2 separate regions of the Homo sapiens genome follow, and region 1 is linked to region 2. Evidence: read pairs that join two places in POLR2A ChIA-PET (ENCODE). Cell type or tissue: HepG2. All regions are shown on one strand. Each heading gives the region's core, and the rest is flanking DNA. Links, peaks and the distances in the headings are about the cores only.

Evidence for each region. ChIA-PET counts read pairs that join two places held together with the same protein. Peaks named below come from ENCODE experiments on the same cell type or tissue, not always from the same donor. Only the 100,000 strongest peaks of a DNase experiment are listed, where the experiment ranks them.
Region 1: POLR2A ChIA-PET joins it to region 2 with 5 read pairs; 4 of 35 experiments call an interaction of 5 or more read pairs at or near these places.

Annotation. Positions count from the first base shown.
Region 1 is chr1:182,118,106-182,123,813 of GRCh38, forward strand. It overlaps LOC105371642 (a long non-coding RNA gene), which reads left to right. Exons shown (of 3, transcript XR_922341.3): 3 at 1-543. Among named protein-coding and RNA genes, the nearest start is that of ZNF648, 59 kb to the left of the region's middle. RefSeq lists an enhancer at 2,789-3,083 and a silencer at 2,789-3,083. In HepG2, for the core only: no CTCF peak of the experiment used is centred there; DNase peaks (open chromatin) are centred at 2,516 and 2,906; H3K4me3 peaks cover 523 bases.
Region 2 is chr1:182,290,059-182,295,766 of GRCh38, forward strand. All of the region lies in intron 2 of LINC01344 (long intergenic non-protein coding RNA 1344), which reads right to left. Among named protein-coding and RNA genes, the nearest start is that of LINC01344, 21 kb to the right of the region's middle. RefSeq lists enhancers at 1,668-2,167, 1,846-1,990, a cis regulatory region at 1,912-1,923 and a silencer at 3,036-3,330. In HepG2, for the core only: no CTCF peak of the experiment used is centred there; DNase peaks (open chromatin) are centred at 1,863, 2,423 and 3,423; H3K4me3 peaks cover 1,035 bases.

The DNA of each region.
Region 1 (5,708 bases), core at 1,190-5,189, 170 kb before region 2:
GAGAAAACATAATTGACAAAATGGTCACATACTTTTTAAACTTTGTTTTCGACATCTTTGGGAATTGTAACCATTGAACCCCATGTTCCTGATTCAAGCTCCTCTGTGCATCTCTTAAGAGTTGTTGAATTGAAGTCATAATGCCTGGGATGGAAGAAAAGGCTTCCAAGGGGCTGATCTCACAAATCAGCGGATAGGCTGACCAGTTACTCTGTTTGTTCTCAGGCATGTGAAAGCGTTCTCTGGTCCTAAACATCCTGTTCTAGTTGTGCCCCATTTGTTGAGGGGTTGAGGGTGGCATTGATGCAGTCTCCATGCTTTAACTAGGCTGCTATTACCTATTACCTGCCTGCCTCAGCTTCCAACTACCACCCAGGTTAAGAGGGCATGTCTGATGAAGAAACCACCTCCCTTAGTCAAGATGATTCAACTTCATTCTACTCTCATCCCCTTTCTCCAGGTGGAAATCTGAGGGTCTGAGGAGGAGACAGAGAGAGAAAGGGGACGCAAAAAGGCTCAATTCTCAGGCTTCTGTCCCAACAACATCAGTATTATCTTCATAAATTTAAAAAATATATAGCTTTATATTATATATAAAGTCATATATATAACTATATATAACTATAACTATATATATAACTATATATATAACTATATATATAACTATATATATAACTATATATATAACTATATATATATAAAACAATGTAGAAAGACTGGTCAACGTGAGTTTCATTATTATCCAGAAAGCCAGCAGGAGTTGGATGAGCTCATTCACAGAGACCACTGGGTTTTAGGAGCAGGGATTTTTATCCCTCTGGACTGGGAGAGTTGGGAAAAATGAAAGGATCCAAGCTTTACCAAATTCAGACTCACATTTTAGTTCCCAGCCAAAGGTCATGTTGAAGCACAGTGAGAAGCAGTTTCCCTGAGGAAGGGGGTTGGACTTGGAGGTTGGTTCCCCTATTTAGATTCAGACAATGGGAGGGAAGTTTATTACTTTTACAGCATGGTGACAATGCAATGCTTGGTAAAAAACAGTTCTCAGGACATTTAGAATTTGTTCTCTTTCCCTGCCATGTGCTTATGGGATGCTCCCATAAATCCCTTCTCTTATCTGGATACAGGGACCTATTGACTAGTCCTGCTAGGGATTGGGATCTGGAAAAAGCAATTTTTTTCTTTGGTTTGTGCATTTTTAAAATGCCTGTGCAAGGACTAAGAACCTGCTATTCATATTCCCAGGAAAAGATAACTGTATCAATTACTAGATACGGCACCTTGGTCATCAAGAGTGAGTCCAACGACTAGCAGGTGTCTTGGTTTGTGAGGCGCCCCCTCCAGCATTAATGGGAAAAGAGATGAGGGCCAGGGCTGGGTGTGTTGGCTGATGCCTGTAATCCCAGCACTTTGGGAGGCTGAGGCAGGGGGATCACAAGGTCAGGAGTTCGAGACCAGCCTGGCCAACAGGGTGAAACCTTGCCTCTTCTAAAAATACAAAAAAATAGCCGATGTGGTGGCATGCGCCTGTAATCCCAGCTACTCGGTGGGCTGAGGCAGAAGAATCGCTTCAACCTGGGAGGAGGAGGTTGCAGTGAGCGGAGATCGTGCCACTGCACTGCAGCCTGGGTGACTGAACAAGACTCTGTCAAAAAAAAAAAAAAAAAAAAGATGAGGGTCCAGAGATTCCAGTCTAATGCCTCACTCCTGGGTCGATCTCACCAAATAGCAAAGGGTTTCCTGTTCACCCTTTCCATACTGGAACAAGTGAGAGGTGGAGGATGGTGAATCATTTTCCAAAGCCAGAATTGGCCCTCTTGGAATCTTTGTGCATTTCTGATGGAATGTAGGAAAATTAAGGGAAATCGGGAGGCTCCAGGGATTTAGCATGGTTCGGGCCACAGCACAAGGTCCCATAGGCTCTGAAAGACTAAGCTATAGCTCCAATACAGGCGTTATCTGACTCCAAAGTTCAGGCCTCTTCTACTTGAGATCTGAGTCCCTCACACTGGAGCATGGTCAGTTAAGGCTGCAAAAGGGAGAGAGTAATGGAGGTCAGCGTTGAATAGATACGAATATAAACTCTTGGGCACTGTTAACGCCAAACAGCCTGACATCTTACTTCAGATATAACTGTAACAGTGTCCAAAATCCAATATTAGCATTTAAAACTTGTAGCACACTTATTGTGGAGTCATTGAGTGATGCAGAAAGAAAAAAAAATAAAGCCCTGAGAATTCAGCTCATTTACCCAAGTCACTGACGCATTTAAGGAACAGCTCTTATAAGTCCATTTAGGTGGTTTAGGGCTGCGGAAGATGCCCAGAATCCCTAAATAGAAATAAGTACTGGTCATCAGAGCAGTGCGGTTAGGCCCTTTCTGGCCAGGAGGTCATCTTGGGCTCCAGAGCCACTTGTTCAGCTCTGATATCTAAACAGCCAAAGTGAATTATTCACTTAGGAGGGTGAAAAACACTCAACTCCCTGGGATTGTCAAATGGAGTTTTCCATCATAAAATATCTTAGTCATTTGGAATCTAACCAAAGTAAACGCCTGGTCCTGACCCATCCATACCTCTGTGCTGGATGGGAAAGGAGAGAGGGAAATCCCAAAACAAATGGAAAAGCCACTTTGCCAGCCACAGAGCATGCATGGCCCTCCCTGGGCAGGTCTACTCCAGGTGAGACACGGTTTGAGCCAGGCTACAGGTGAGGAGCGGGTCACGGGAGGGCTCTAAATGGCATCTCTGTTTGATTCCAGGCCTGAGTGGGGCTGCGGCTTACATAACAGTTTGGCAGGGAGATGCAGCCAGGCGGAAGCACGCGGGTTTCCAGCAGCGTATAATCATCTTTGATTTCTCTGTTTGCTCAGCAGCTTTCATGTGGTGGGGGAGGCAGTAGTGCAGGAGGAGGGGCAGAATTCCGATACACTGCGGCCTTCTGTTTTCTTCTGCAAAACAAACAGCCCCAAACAGATCCCCATGGCCAGGGAATTAGCCACTGCCACAGAAGTCCCGTGGCAGTCTAGGGGAGGAGCTGCCCTGGAGCCTGGGTCAGGCCTAAGAAGGTCAGAGATTGACTTAAAGTTACGGTCTCGCTAGGTGCACAGGAGCCCAAAGGGCTACCGAGGAGCAGGGGTCTTGGATGCTGGCAGCACCTAACATGGTTTACCCTCTTGGCACTGAGGGCTGTGGTGTCCCCTTCTGATTACAGAGGTTACTGAATCCCATACTACGTCCATCCAGAAAGGCAGCTTGTCAGGTCTCTTTCCTACTAATCACTGCCTCCATACCAGGCTAATTCTGCTGGAATCCTGAGCATCTGGGAGCAACCAATTTAGAAAATAACATTTCCTTTGACTAAAATACAAATTTCTAGCTCCTTTTGATCCTAATCGGTTTGGAATTGAGTAGCAGCTGTTCCCCTTTAGAATGGGCTCATACTCACCACTTGCTGCGGTCTGCACTATTCCCTATTGTCTTACACCAGGAGATCTTTTCATTTAGTTACCCTGCTTGCCTGGCCCTTGCAGACATTTGTAAGATGAATTCCCTGCCCTATCCTAAGTATAATGATTTGATAGAATATAATTTGCTTACCTCTCTGATTCTCCCACTAGACTGTAAACTCTTTTGACAGAAGCACAAATTGGTCATTCATTTATTCATTCAACAATTATCTACGGCATGCCCACTTTGGACAGAGTGCTAAGTGCTAGTCATTGTGTTAGGAATATAGAATTTATCATGGGGGCCTTTAGTGCCTGGCACTTAGCACATGCCGTATACATGTGATTAGATTAAATGAATACATAAATAATTCTTCCAGCATGCAAACTGTTGATCTTGGCAGTGAGGTTCTGTTACCAATGTGTCCACCCTCTCAACCTTATGAATAGGTTTATTGACAGGATACATCTTGTTTTGCAAGTGATTTGCATGAACTTGTATAATGTTGTGCTCAGATATTTCCTTACATTCAGATATTTTCTAACCCCCAGCTTGCATCTCTGGCCTCATGTTTTGCTACTCCCTGCCCTATCAGCCATGAGGAACTGCTTGTATGACCTCCCTGAACTCACTCTGCTCCTGGGGCCTCCACGCCCTTGCTCACCCTCTCCCCTTAGTCTGGAAAGCCTTCATTTTGTCCTTTGCCTCATTACCACCCCTTCCCTGGCCAGCTCCCAGCCACCTCATAACCCTCACTCAGACATCTTCTTCCCAGGAGCCTCCTCTGATTCCTCCAGGCTGAGTTAGGAGCTTCTACTCTTTGCTCTCATTTGCGGTGTGGCTCTTTTACAAGTCTGTCTCCACCACCATGCTGCAAGCCCTGGAGGCAGGAACTGGACATTTTTTGTTATCTCTGTGTTTTCAAGGCCAATCATAGAATAGGAACTTTGTATATAGAAAGAACAATTCAGTCATGCTTGTGAATGAAACCCTAGCCAGGCCTGCACCTGTTTTAGCACATCAGTGCACACACACCCTCAATTTTGACACTCCCCTGCAGAGTCCAGATAACCAACCAAGGATCCAAATGGATTCTTGTTTTGGACAGAGTCTAGCTCTCTGTTGACATATCATGTTCTTTCCTCTATTATAGTAACTACCCATGCTCTGTGTGTTTTCTCAAGTTTTCTGTGTTTGAATACATGAAATTCTTTTGCTCTTTGTATGAAAACAATGCCATCTGTTCACTAGATAGAAATTCTGGAAAGCTTCAGAAAAGCAACCAGGTTTTACTGCAGAACAGTCTAAGATATACCTCAGTGGGATTCTGGGTGGGAGGCAGATAAGATTAGGACAAGAACAACTTGGAGTTCTTAGTTTTGTGTGGTTCCCTGCCCCCCTTTTTTTGATTTTAGATTTTAGAACTTTTCTCTCAAATTCATTTCAATGAGATTCATGCTCCAGTGAAAACTAACATTCTTCTTACATTCCAGCCTAGCAGCCTCAGGGGTGATGATAGTCTTCAGGAACTTTCTGGGATAATGGAAGTGTTCCATATACAAGGGCACTAATAACATAGGGGTGTACATTTGTTTAACATTTTTTGAATAGTATATTTATGATCAGTGAATTTCACTGGAAGGAAAGTTTAACACAATTTTAAAAATTTTATTGAGTACCTACTATGGCCCTGGAACTCATCTGGGTACTGTTTTGGTACTCAAAAAAAGGCCATTAATGAAAAACTCACAGCTAACATTACAATCAATGGGAAAAACTGAAAGCTTTTTTTTTTTAAGTTCCAGTGCAAGACAAGGCTGCCCACTCTAGTCATTTCTATTCAACATAATATTGGAAGTACTCAACCAAGCAATTGGGCAAGGAAAAGAAATAAAAGGCACACAAATCAGAAAGAAAGAAGTAATACATGCAGAATACATGACCCTGTATGTAGAAAATCCCAAAAACTCCAGGAAAAACTCTTAGAACTAATAAATGAATAAGTAACTTTGCAGAATACAAAATTAACATATAAAAATCTGTTTAATTTCTGTACACAAATAATGACCTCTTCAAAAAAGAAATTAAGAAAACAATCCTATCATTTAAAAAAAGTGAAGTATTTAGGAATAAATTTAATCAAGGAGGTGAAAGACCTATCCAAAGAAAACTGTAAAACATTAATGAAAGAAATTGGCTGGGCACAGTGGCTCATGTCTGTAACCCCAGCACTTTGGGATGCCAAAGTGGGTGGACAAC
Region 2 (5,708 bases), core at 1,019-5,018:
TCTGGTCTCTCTCTCTCTCTCTCTGGCATATGAGTAATTCCTCATTTGCTCTTTTTTCCCTGAAGTTCATGCCCTCAGGCACCGCAGGCAACCTGGATAAATTTAGCTCTTCTCAGGGCCTTTTCCTGACTTTGTTCCATGACTGTTGAAGGTTTGGCTGCTCCCCAGAGAGAGCTTTGGCCTGGCTTCCCTCCCTTGGAGGTCTCATTTGGTTCTGGTGTCTGCTATGCCACTTGCATAATTGGTCATGAATCACTTCAGGTTACGGTATGTACTTTGAGAATCAATCAGTTTGTGCTCTTGGAAGCTGAAATCCTTCATTCCAGCTTCGCATCCCTTGGATCTCCTTCCCTGTGTTTTCCCTTGCCCTAAACAGCCTGTGGCTACTGCTCATAGCTGTCATGCTTACTCCCCATTAGGGCTAAGCGGGAAATGATTGGTTGGTGACTAATAAAGCCTCTTCCACTCTCTTCTCCAGGAGCAGGGCCTCAGATCCCATGAGCAGGATCCAGTACAGTGAGGATGTTCATTTAAAGTTTACTAGTTTGAATGGTTGTAGCTGAATATAAGAGAGGCTGGAGTCAAACTCCCTCTTTAAGCAATTAAATGAAAGAGAACTGCATGAAAAGGCCATTATGTGTTTAGACATGATCATCTTCAAGGATCCAAAGTAAGAATCATGGATCATGCTCAAGCTTTTATCATTTTAGTTACTATTTTCTCTCTTCAATATAGGCCATTGATAAATTATCCAATCAGCAAGCATTTATTGATCACCAGCTTTGTGCTAGTAGCTATGGGCATTTCAGAAGTGAACAGCATCATTCCCAGTCACTTATGGGGGGAAAAAAGGTATTTTTTTAAACAGTGAATTACAAAGGAGAGATAAGTGATACAGGAAATGAGAGCTATTTTAGGGGATGTGGGTGACACCTTTAAAGGACCTGACATGGACTCTGCTTTCCTGGGGCTTGCAAACTACATGGGGAGATTGAACTGACCCACATGAAATGAGACAAGAACCAGGGCCAAACAGGAACATTCTGAGGAGGCTTTACGGAGGCAGTAGGTTTATACGAGACCTTGAAAGGTGGGAAGGATTTGAATGGATACAGAAAGGAAAGAACTTACCAGGATGAAAGAACAGCATGAACAAAGGCCAGAAGAGAAGACTGGCACAAGTTTCACATATGTGTATGTTTTGGGGAGTGCCTGTAAAAAGCTGGTCTTACTCCAGCAGGAAATACATATGGAGGGGGGCAGAAAAACAGGCTGAGGATGGTCAGCATCCAGGGCCTTGAGGGCTAGGCATGACCCAGTCAACTTACTAGCAACAGACCCCCAACTGCAGGAGCAGGCTCCTGTTGGGAAGGGGAGACACTGACCTTGTTCCTTGTAGGAACCACTATGAATGGCCTCTTCCCAGTCCCCATATTCACCTCCACCCCAGTTAGCTGCCCTTGCTATGGAAAACCACATTAAAAAGAGTCGTGAAACCAAAGTGATCTACTCCAGGCCAGTGAGGCAGTCTCTGCACATGCCCCACTGGGAGGGTCTCTCTCAGTGCCTGGGGCTGCAGACACTTGTGTGTGGAGTCCACTACTTGTTGGTAGTCGGGGCCACCACAGGCTATGGCTTCAAGAGGCAGTGAGATAAACAGCTGTGCCCTGGATAGAAAAGTACCCAGACACTACTGCTTGATTATTTTCCTGGCATGCAACTGGGACCAGTGGCCCAGGTGTCACTGCTGCCACCCTGGCTGATCCACAGAAAGAAGGGTCAGATCTATTTTAAGGATCTGTTTGCCCAGTCACATGGAGAAACTGCTACTTTAAAAACAGCTATTTACCAGGAAAGTAAAGGCCCCTGCAAAATAAAAGGTTAGTATACTATCCCTAGTAACTCTTTAAACCAAAGCAAACATCCAGGCAGGCCATGTTTGCACTGCACCGTTCTTGCTTTCTGCCCTTGGTCACTTGATTCCCAAGGTTCTTGGTTGATTTCTTCCTCGGAGTTAAGCTGAGAAAGAGCAACTGGTAATATCAAAGCACAGGGGTCTCTAGAGAGCAAGGGAGTTATAAACACACAGCAGTTGTATTGTTACTTGAAGAGTTTGTTACTATTGCTCTATTGTTACTTTGGTTGGTTTGTTTTAGGAGAGTGAAGGAGTCTGATCAGGCAAAATCTGAAAGAATCTGGAAGATCTAAGACCCTTCAGCAGAAATGCGCCTTCTACCTTGTATTAGTCCGTTTTCACGCTGCTGATAAAGACATACCTGAGACTGGGAAGAAAAAGAGGTTTAATGGACTTACACAGTTCCACATGACTGGGGAGCCCTCATAATCATGGCAGAGGGCAAGGAGGAGCAAGTCATGTCTTTCACAGATGATGGCAGGCAAAGAGAGAGAGCTTGTGCAAGGAAACGCCCATTTTTAAAACCATCAGATCTTGTGAGACTTACTCACTATCACGAGAAGAACACCATGGGAAAGACCCGCCCCCAAGATTTAATTACCTCCCACCGGGTGCCTCCCATGACACGTGGGAATTATGGGAGTTACAATTCAAGATGAGATTTGGGTGTGGACACAGCCAAACCACATCACACCTATATTTCAGGATTCTGATATTAGTGTATGGGAAGTAACATCAAATATGGTCTACAGTGATATTGTTCAAACTAGAGGTCCAAACCATCAAGGCAACTCCAAGAGCATTAAAATCAACATTTGGAGAGGCATCAAGTGTGGAGACAGTGCAGTGGCTGGCACTTTCTACAAACCGTCAGAGCAGTATGCTCCCAGCTTCTCCATGGACATCCCTAAACCTTCTTTACCTCCCAGCTTCTAAAATCTGCTACCTCATTAAATCATGTCAACTTAGGAAATCTTCATGGGACCTATCCTGTGGAATTTATAGTTTTGCTTAGGGCACAGTATGACACATATTTCTAATAGAGAAAATAGTACAATATATGAATACTACAGAATAAGTGGCATTAAAAAAATGCAGGGTGTAGGTGACAGGTGGACCTGTGTGCCCTAGAGCACACAATGAAAAACACATTGCCTATCATGGAAATTGAAGTCCTTAGCCTGACCTCCAAAGCTTTCCATAATCTGACACCAATCTCCTTCTCAGCCCTATCTCCCAGGACTCCTCCTATACAGTCAAACCAGACTTCCCCTAAGCTCACCTCGCTCCATGGCTGGGTTTTTGCCACTTAACACAATCATTCCTTTCCTCTCTTCTTCCTTCAGTCACTTCACACACGTCCAGTGATTCTGCTCTCCAAATGCTAACTAGGTTCCAGGTCTGGCTCACATTTCTCCTGTTCCTTGAAACCTTTCCAGCCCATCCCAGTGACCTCACCGTACTCTGAACTCACAGCACTCTTTGTCCACCATGCACACCACTCTTTGTACATCACGCACAGCACTCACTGCCTGGATGCTCCTTTGTTCATGAATGGGGCGCAGCCTTGTGAGGGCTCTGATGGGTTGCTATCTTGGACATTGACTTCTCCTTTGATCTCTCCTCATATCATCTCACAACCATATTATCCTTTCTTTGATGGCTTGCATTTTTGAATACCCTTCAAGCTTCTAGCACAGGGCCCAATGCAGAGAAGTTGGTCAATAACTGTTTGTGAAATGAATGACAATATAGAAAATCATCTGATGCTCAATTATGTTTCCGCCTGAAGAGGTAAAAAGAAAGGGCTACATTTATTGAGGGTCTGTCATTTTCACTTGTTCAGCACTTTAACACCCATCTAAAATGCAGATATATTATCTTCCACTTATATAATATGAAAATGAGGTTCAATAAGTTGTTCAACATCAGTCAGCAATAATAAGACAGCTGAGAGACAAACTCTGGTGTGCCTGACTTGGAATGCCAGGCTACGTGCACTACCTCCCACCTAAGCATCCGTCTGTGGGCAGGTTGCTGTAGTTTCTTCCTGTGAGTCTCTCAGATGACTTTTACTTTTTATTTATTTATTTGTTTATTTATTTTTGAGCGTTTCACTCTTATTACCCAGGCTGGAGTGCAATGGTACAATCTTGGTTCACTGCAACCTCCGCCTCCCAGGTTCAAGCGATTCTCCTGCCTCAGCCTCCCGAGAAGCTGGGATTACAGGCACCTGCCACCACGCCTAGCTAAGTTTTTGTGTTTTTAATAGAGACGCAGTTTCACTGTGTTGGCCAGGCTAGTCTCCAACTCCTGACCTCAGGTGATCCACCCGCCTCGGCCTCCCAAAGTGCTGGGGTTACAAGCGTGAGCCACCATGCCCGGCCCATGACTTTTACTTAATCACCCCATGCACTCTCCCTCCCTTCAAGCCACCTCCAAAGAGCTACTTTTCCTGGAACCACTGCATGCTTTCATGTTTCTGTGCAAATCCCTTATAATTCCTTCAGCTGGAAAATCACCTTCCATCTTTTCTACCTGTGCTATCTTATGTATCCTTGAAGGCTCAGCTGAAATGAATATTCCCTCCATCAGGTTTTCTGTTAACAAAATTAAGTGCCCTCACATCTGAGTCCTCATGGTCCCAGTGCCTCTTCCACAGTTTAGAACTCATTTGATTTTGTTTCAAGCTGCAATCAGTTGCTTACCTCTCTGCTTCCTCTCTTAGGCTGTAAGCAACCCAAGGGAAGGGAACACACTCTCTTCATCTCTGTAAGCTGGGCCTTGCACGACAGCAGCAGAGTGTCCCAAAAGTCTTTGGTGGTTCAGGTGGCTGCAGGTGGCTGCTGGTTGCCAGTGCAGAGCATTGATTCAGTCATATCACACACCTTCAGTGATTCTGCTCAGGCAATAAGCCACTGGGATACCAACGAAAGCCAAAAAAAGGAAGCTCCAAGTAGACTTCCCATGTCAGCTCCCAATGTGCAACCCAGGGGTTTCATCTTGAAACCATGTAGTCTCCAGTTTTAAGTGATTCAAGAATGTTTTGACCTCCCTTCTTAATCTAATCTATGGTTTCCAAGATAGTCAATGCCTCAGAGAGAGGCTGTCATAAGGGTCCCTGTTCTTTAAAGTGCCAAGAAAAAAAAAATGGTTAGATAGATCCTTTGTAGCATGCCTTTAGTAGTAAGGTGTAACCTCGAGGTTTGAAAAATGAATGAATGAGGCCGGGCATGGTGGCTCATGCCTGTAATCCCAGCACTTTGGGAGGCTGAGGCGGGCGGATCACTTGAGGACAGGAGTTTGAGACCAGCCAGGCCAACACGGCGAAACCCCGTCTCTACAAAAATACAAAAATTAGCTGAGTGCGGTGGTGTGTACCTGTAATCCCAGCTACTCCCGAGGCTGAGGCAGGAGAATTGCTTAAACCCAAGAGTCAATGGCTGCAGTGGGCCGAGATTGTACCACTGCACTCCAGCCTATGCAGCAGAGCAAAATGCCATCTGAAAGAACGAAAAAAGAAAAGAGAGAAGAAAGAAGAAAGGAGAAAGGACAAGAAAAGAGAAAAGAAAAGAAAAGAAAAAAAAAAGGAATGAATGTTAAACATGCCAGACCCTATTTAAATGAAGAAAAAGGATATTTGTTTGGTTTGCCTTATAGAGTCCGGCCCCTCCAAAGATTCTAAGACAAATTACATCTAACAGTGGAGACTGGACTTCCTCCTGAAGAACAAGCAACCATAAAGGGATGGCAGCTCGGCAGCAGCCCAGTAACACAACCAGTGACAATCTGT